Regions from separate parts of the Homo sapiens genome. Here region 1 is linked to region 2. Evidence: chromatin contacts called from ENCODE Hi-C or POLR2A ChIA-PET data. All regions are on one chromosome and are shown on one strand. Each heading gives the region's core, a stretch centred on a gene start or an enhancer-like site at or near the end of the contact. The rest is flanking DNA. Distances are from core to core; before and after follow the strand shown.

The links. A loop is a pair of places that touch in the nucleus more often than their neighbours do. ChIA-PET counts read pairs that join two places held with the same protein, here RNA polymerase II (POLR2A). Pooled maps may share reads with other maps.
Region 1: a pooled map shows a loop between it and region 2 (25-fold over the local background). The contact joins the promoter of BLOC1S1-RDH5 here to the promoter of MCRS1 in region 2. A Hi-C loop is called at or near these places in 1 of 37 single-sample maps with no recorded cell type and 2 of 50 pooled maps. POLR2A ChIA-PET finds 5 or more read pairs at or near these places in 2 of 52 experiments (activated T-cell and activated naive CD8-positive, alpha-beta T cell).

The regions. Positions count from the first base shown.
Region 1 is chr12:55,714,784-55,717,383 of GRCh38, reverse strand. It overlaps BLOC1S1-RDH5 (BLOC1S1-RDH5 readthrough), which reads right to left and starts at 1,350. Exons shown (of 6, transcript NR_037658.1): 1 at 1,188-1,350; 2 at 379-451. It overlaps BLOC1S1 (biogenesis of lysosomal organelles complex 1 subunit 1), which reads right to left and starts at 1,338. Exons shown (of 4, transcript NM_001487.4): 1 at 1,188-1,338; 2 at 379-451. The coding sequence starts at 1,332. It also overlaps a transcript of ITGA7 not described here. RefSeq lists enhancers at 634-873, 1,154-1,293.
Region 2 is chr12:49,566,329-49,569,642 of GRCh38, reverse strand. MCRS1 (microspherule protein 1) reads left to right here and starts at 1,501. Exons shown (of 15, transcript NM_006337.5): 1 at 1,501-1,595; 2 at 2,802-2,921. The coding sequence starts at 2,912. RefSeq lists enhancers at 1,002-1,051, 1,402-2,205.

The sequences.
Region 1 (2,600 bases), core at 101-2,600, 6.1 Mb before region 2:
AGAGGGTGGGAGGCAGAGGAGAGGGTGGTAAGCTGTAATGAAGGAGGGTGCTCTCCCTCCTGCTGAAGTGACAGCTGGACTTGGAAGGGTGAAGGGAGGTGGGCAGATGGCATCAAGTTGTAAATGCCAGGGAAGTTAACGTGGGGAAGGGGAAATCTGGCTGCTTCTCTAACCACGGCAGCTGTTCCTCCCTTGCCCAGTGCTAGGACTCAGAGTTGACTCAAGTTGCTCTACAAAGAGCTGGGAGGGGCGGGGTAGGATAGGGGAATTAGTGGAACATCCCACCCCTTCAACAGCTATTTGAGGGCCAGACTGGCCAGTGCCTAAACTTGGGCGGGGTGGGGAAGGAGGAAACTGATGTTGATAAGAGGTCCATACCCCACATTGAGGTGATCCACCAAAGCTTCTGTCAGGCAGGTCGCTGCAGTGATAGCCTCTCGCCTCCTCTTTTCTGGGGAGAGGGGGAAAAGGAATTGGAGGGGAGACTTGGTTTTTTGAGGGGTAGTGTTAAAGGTTCCCTACCCATCCATTACTATTCTGCTAGTTGCCGAAATTTCTTAACTAATCTCTGAATGCCGGAGCTGAAAAGGACCTTGCAAAACATAGCGCAACCTCTTTCATTTTAGAGATGAGGAAACTGGTACCCTGGGAGGGAAATGGACTCACTCAGGGACGCCAGGAAGTCAGCGGCAGCGCCCAGGACTCCTGACTCCCAGGCACTCTTTCTCCACTACTCGGCCGCAGAATCGGTAACTCCGAGATTTCCAGCCCGGACTCAGGAAACAAGTGCCCCACCTCCGTTCCGGTGGTTTCAGGCCTCCAAGAAGCCCATCTCTGGGGGGTTCCCCACACCCTCCTCCCTCCAGAGTCGCTCCTTCCCGCCGCCAGGACGAGAGGCTCCCAGGGCCAATAGGCAGGGCGCTCCGGGGCAGGGGCGGGGCTAAGGTGCGGCAGGTCGGGGATTGGGGGCGTTGCCGAGGGGACCGGAGTATTGCCCAAGGGACCGGAGCCAGTTGGCAAGGGAAAGGAGTTTCAAAAAAAGCCTCTCTGAAATTCCCTCTCCCCCATGCCCGTTGCCCGCTAGCTGGCGTCTTTCCCTGGATATGGTTAGTTACTCGAGATCCAGGCTCCGGGCTGAAGCTAGGCCGCGGCCGAAGAGAAAACGGCCGACAGGATATTTGGCTCACCCTGCAGCTCCTTGCGTTCATTCTGCTTGGCCTGGTGTTCTTTTAGGAGGCGGGACAGCATGGTCACGTCGGGCTGGGGGCTGGGTACGCCGGGCCCCCTCCGGCTCCGGAAGCTGGAACGCTCACCTCGGCTCCCCGGGGCCATGTCACGTGACCGCTGTGTCACGTGAGGTTGGGAACCGCCCTCTTGAGACCTTGGGTGAAGATCTTGGCGGGGAAGAGAGGTAGAGGGTTGCGGAGGGCAGGTGAAGTGTTCTTTATTGGGAGCTTAGTTTTTGGTGAGTGTTGGAAGAAGTATTTTCTAATACTTATATTGCCAAGCCAGTTTTTAACATTTCCTGTGGATCTCAGGCTTCGAGGGCTGGTGGTGTCAGGCCGTCTATCACCGTTTAATTGAGGGAGCAGAAGCTCCCTGGCCTCATTTAAATTATTCTCCTTCCCTCTCCTCACCTCCTGGCAGTGCTAGCTGGTTCTCAGTTGATTCCCAGTTCCTTCCCTCAAGGAGAGGATGCTTTCCTGTCTCTCCCAACCCTCTTTCTTCTCACTACCCCACTGAAGTCTCTCAGCTCTGGGTGATCATTGTAGAGAAGCATTTTAGGCACTTCAGACAGCCTCCTAGGGAGCTTGGCTAACTTGGCGGGCTGTGTGAATGTAGAATTTCATCTCTGTCCTTTTGTGGTCAGGAATGCGAACCCATTTCAGTGTTAGCAGAAGCGTAAGTGCTGTGCCAAAGTAAAAAGTAATTTATATAAGGCCTCTGTGAACTAAAAAGAAATGCTTCCGGGATTAACTCCAGCGAGAACAATTATAAACATCATGAGCATATTCTTGCTACTGGTACAATCTCTCTCGGTGCACCTTGCACTAACATGTTGGGTGACTTTGGGCAAGTTGCTCACCATTCTAGGTTATAGTTTTCTCTTTAGTAAAACTAGGAGAAGGGATTGGATTAAATCGGTGGTTCTCAACCCTGGCTAAGCATTAGAATCTAAACATTAGAATCACAGAAATCACAAGGCTTATAAAAATGCCGTGATTAGCCGGGTGCGGTGGCTCACGCCCGTAATCCCAGCACTTTGGGAGGCCGAGGCGGGCGGATCACGAGGTCAGGAGTTCGAGACCAGGCTGACCAACATGGTGAAACCTTGTATCTACTAAAAATACAAAATTTAGCCAGGCGTAGTGGCACAAGCCTGTAATCCCAGCTACTCAGGAGCCTGAGGCAGGAGAATCGCTTGAACCTGGGAGGCAGAGGTTGCAGTGAGCCGAGATCACGCCACTGAACTCCAGCCTGGGCGACAGAGTGGGACTCTGTCTCAAAAAAAAAAAAAAAAAAGCCTTGATTCCAGACTAATTAAATAGAATCTAAGGAGTGAAGACCAAACATCACTATATATATGTATGTATATATGT
Region 2 (3,314 bases), core at 252-2,751:
ACTGTCTTTTCCTTTGTATGTTTTTAATAGTTATCATGAATTCATATATATTTAATAACATTAATATTATTAATGTTCTGTGTAATCACTTTTTATAAAAATTATTTCAGGCCGGGTGCTGTGGCTCATGCCTGTAATCCCAGCACTTTGGGAGGCCGAGGCAGCCTGATCATGAGATCAGGAGTTCAAGACCAGCCTGGCCAACATGGTGAAAACCTGTCTCTACAAAAAAAAAAAAAAAAAAACTTAGCTGGGCATGGTGGCACGTGCCTGTAATCCTAGCTACTCGGGAGGCTGAGGCAGGAGAATTGCCTGAACCGAGACCCGGGGGCCGGAGGTTGCAGTGAGCCGAGATTGTGCCACTGCACTCCAGCCTGGGCTATGGAGCGGGACTCTGTCTCAAAAAAAAAAAATTTCATTGGTTTTCTGATATTTTCACAAGTTTACATAATATATTTAATCAAGTGCCTGTTAAAAAATAAAACACACACTCTTTCATGGGAGTTAAAATAAGTACATACTCATTAAACAAGTCCACAGAACAGTAAATGAGGTTGGTACTCTCGAAGCAGAGGGCCATAGTATACCGTCAGGGCCAAAAGGGCCAGTCTCTCATTTGACACTTGAATTCCCTAGCAATGTCCATGTTATGTGTTCTTGACACCTCTGATGGACAGCTTTGGAACTGAATCTTTCTTATTCTGAGCTGAAGTATGTCTCTCTATAGCTGCTAGACTTTAGTACCTCGCAAAGGAAGCATAAAACAGAATTCCTCTTTTAGACAACAGTCTTTCTAGTTTTCCGGAACATCTCTCACAGCCCCAAATTCCCAATTTTTCCGACAGGTTCGTTCTCCCACCCCAAGATTCCTTCCAAGGCACTCTCCTCTGAAGGTGCTTCCATTGGTTTTCTCTCTTACCTCCCGGCGACCACAAGTGGCCCCAGCCGTCCAGGTGGGGTCCGGCTGACGGGACCAAGTCGACACTACTCCTTCTCGCAGGGTCTCTTCCTTCTCAGTAAAGCGGCCCACGATCCTCCATCCGCTCCTCAGAGAGCCTCTCTGCCCTTTCTGTCCGCCACATCTCCCTGGCTACATTATCTCCCCGACTAGTGCCTAGCAGGCGGGCCTGATAGAAGTTTCTCTAAAGGCTCTGGAGGAGTCAAACAATGCATAAGGTCCTGTGCAACCCTCAGACTCCTATACCTCGTGGGAATTTGGAAGTCGAAATCCAGTCCGCGGTCCCGCCCCTCCCCGGGTCGCCTCAATTAGCCCCGCTCGGTCTCGCCCTAAGTCTCGCCTTTCCCTTTAACCAACCCCTCAAGCCGGGTTACCTCTCCGGTGCCTATAATCCTTAACGTTTCCCTATATGCTGTCCCAACTAGGAAAGCCTTTACTTTCCGCTATTGGTAAAATATTTACACTTTCCGTACCATGGCCACGCCCCCTTCACACACGTTGCCAAGACGAACCGGAAGAGATTGCCAGCCCCCTGGTTCGTTAACCGGAAGTAGACGTACCTCACGGAAGCCGGCTTTGGCCCTGCGGCTGCTACCGTCGCCGCGGAGAAATTGTTGGATCTGGCAGTCTAGGAATGGTGAGACCTCGCGGTTCGCCTCTGAGGGTTCTCAGAGGAGTTGGGGATGAAATGGAGTTTTGCAGAGTGCCGCCGGGGACGACCACCCCCCAAGTTTGGGGCCCCGCCCCAGTGGCGCCCCGAAAAGCTGCGCATGCGTGGGCCGGACCGGGTTAGAATCTGGCTCGAAGTGTTACGCATGCGCAAAGGCATGGAGACCGTGGGGTGAGAATGGGCTTGCGAGTTTACCCCCACCTCCCCAGCCACCAGCCTGTGGGTCTCAAACCAAGGCTACTTGGTGCTCTGCTTTGAGTTGCAGAGGTGACTTCATCAATGCTCCTACCCCGAGTTCTTGAGACAGACCTGGACCGATCCCCTACCTTGGGTGTGCACTCTTGGGAGAACGAGGGGCGGAGGGTCCGGTAAGGAAGGGGCACAGACCCTACCTCAGTTTGCCGGCAAGCTCGGGCCCCTTCGCCCTCTCCTCAGATGTCAAGATTCTTAGTCGTAGCCTATGGAGCGGAGAGCGACAGGCTCACCTGGGGACAGGGCTAGAACACTGAGCTAAGAGCCACCCTGGTTAGAAGTGGGGACTCACGAGAGGAGCGCCCCGAGAAAGTCCAGTACCTGGGTTCTCTAGGGGTTGTTGGGGCACAGCGTGGTTGATAATCACGCAGTTCCCAAACAGTGGTTTTTGGTTTCCACGAGATGGTATCTCATGGAAATACCACTTACTAAATCTTCAGTAAAAACCCCAAATGGAAAAGAAAAACAAAAAAAAAACGAGATGGACTGGTTGGAGTTTTGTCTCCCTTTCTTTTTTCCTGCTTTGGCCTGGGAGGGGAAGGCTGGTGCTGCTGAGCTGAGTGGACAGCTGAAGTAAAGAAAAATGTGGGCCAAAGAATCCCTTGTCTCTTGCTAGTTTATAGTCAAGGCGCTTAACCTAGGAGATACCAGTAGAATTAAAGGGTCTATGAACCCTCTAAAATAGTATGTGTTTGCACCCTTTTCTGCAGTCCATAGCTGTTATCATACTCTGAAAGGTGCCAGTGACCTTCACAAGACTGATGTCTAAGGCTATTATTGGCAGAGTGGGGCCTTATGCCTCTTTCCTGTCCTTATGTCTTCCCTAGCTTATGGGACCCTGGGGGACCTGAGCCAGTATAAGGAAGTGAGGCTGGCCAGTTGGAAATCTGAGCCTCAGGGAGCCTCATTTCTCCTTTGCAGAATCTCCTCTCAGCCTTTAAGCTCACCTGGTCAGAATCCTTGGATGAGCCTGTGGGACCGTTCCTCCTAGCCCGGTGGTTTGGAACCAGTGGCTTTGGGACTGTAAGAGGATGGACAAAGGTAGTATGAGGCCGGGACAGCTCCCCAAATGCTCGGGCGCCAAGCATCTGCTGATTCCACTCTGTGCCTGGCACGTGTGTCTTTCGGTCCTGGCTAGGCCTTGCCACCTCCCCCTGGGCCAGCACCACCCATGTACCTGTCGGCAGAGCCACAGTTGACTGACTTGCTGTTGAGCTGCTGCTCTTTAGCACGGCTGCATTTTGATGGCAGAGGGAGCAGTTATGCCCAGAGCCCAGCGTGTCGGCATCACCAGTCTGACCTGAGCACCATGTGCTGCACGACATGACACGTGGCACCGGGGGAACTGCCCAGCGTGGAAGGTCTGGGCCAGGTCTGAGCCCAGATGGGATCTGGATGGCCAAGGAACTCTACCTTAAAACCTCAAGTGTCAAG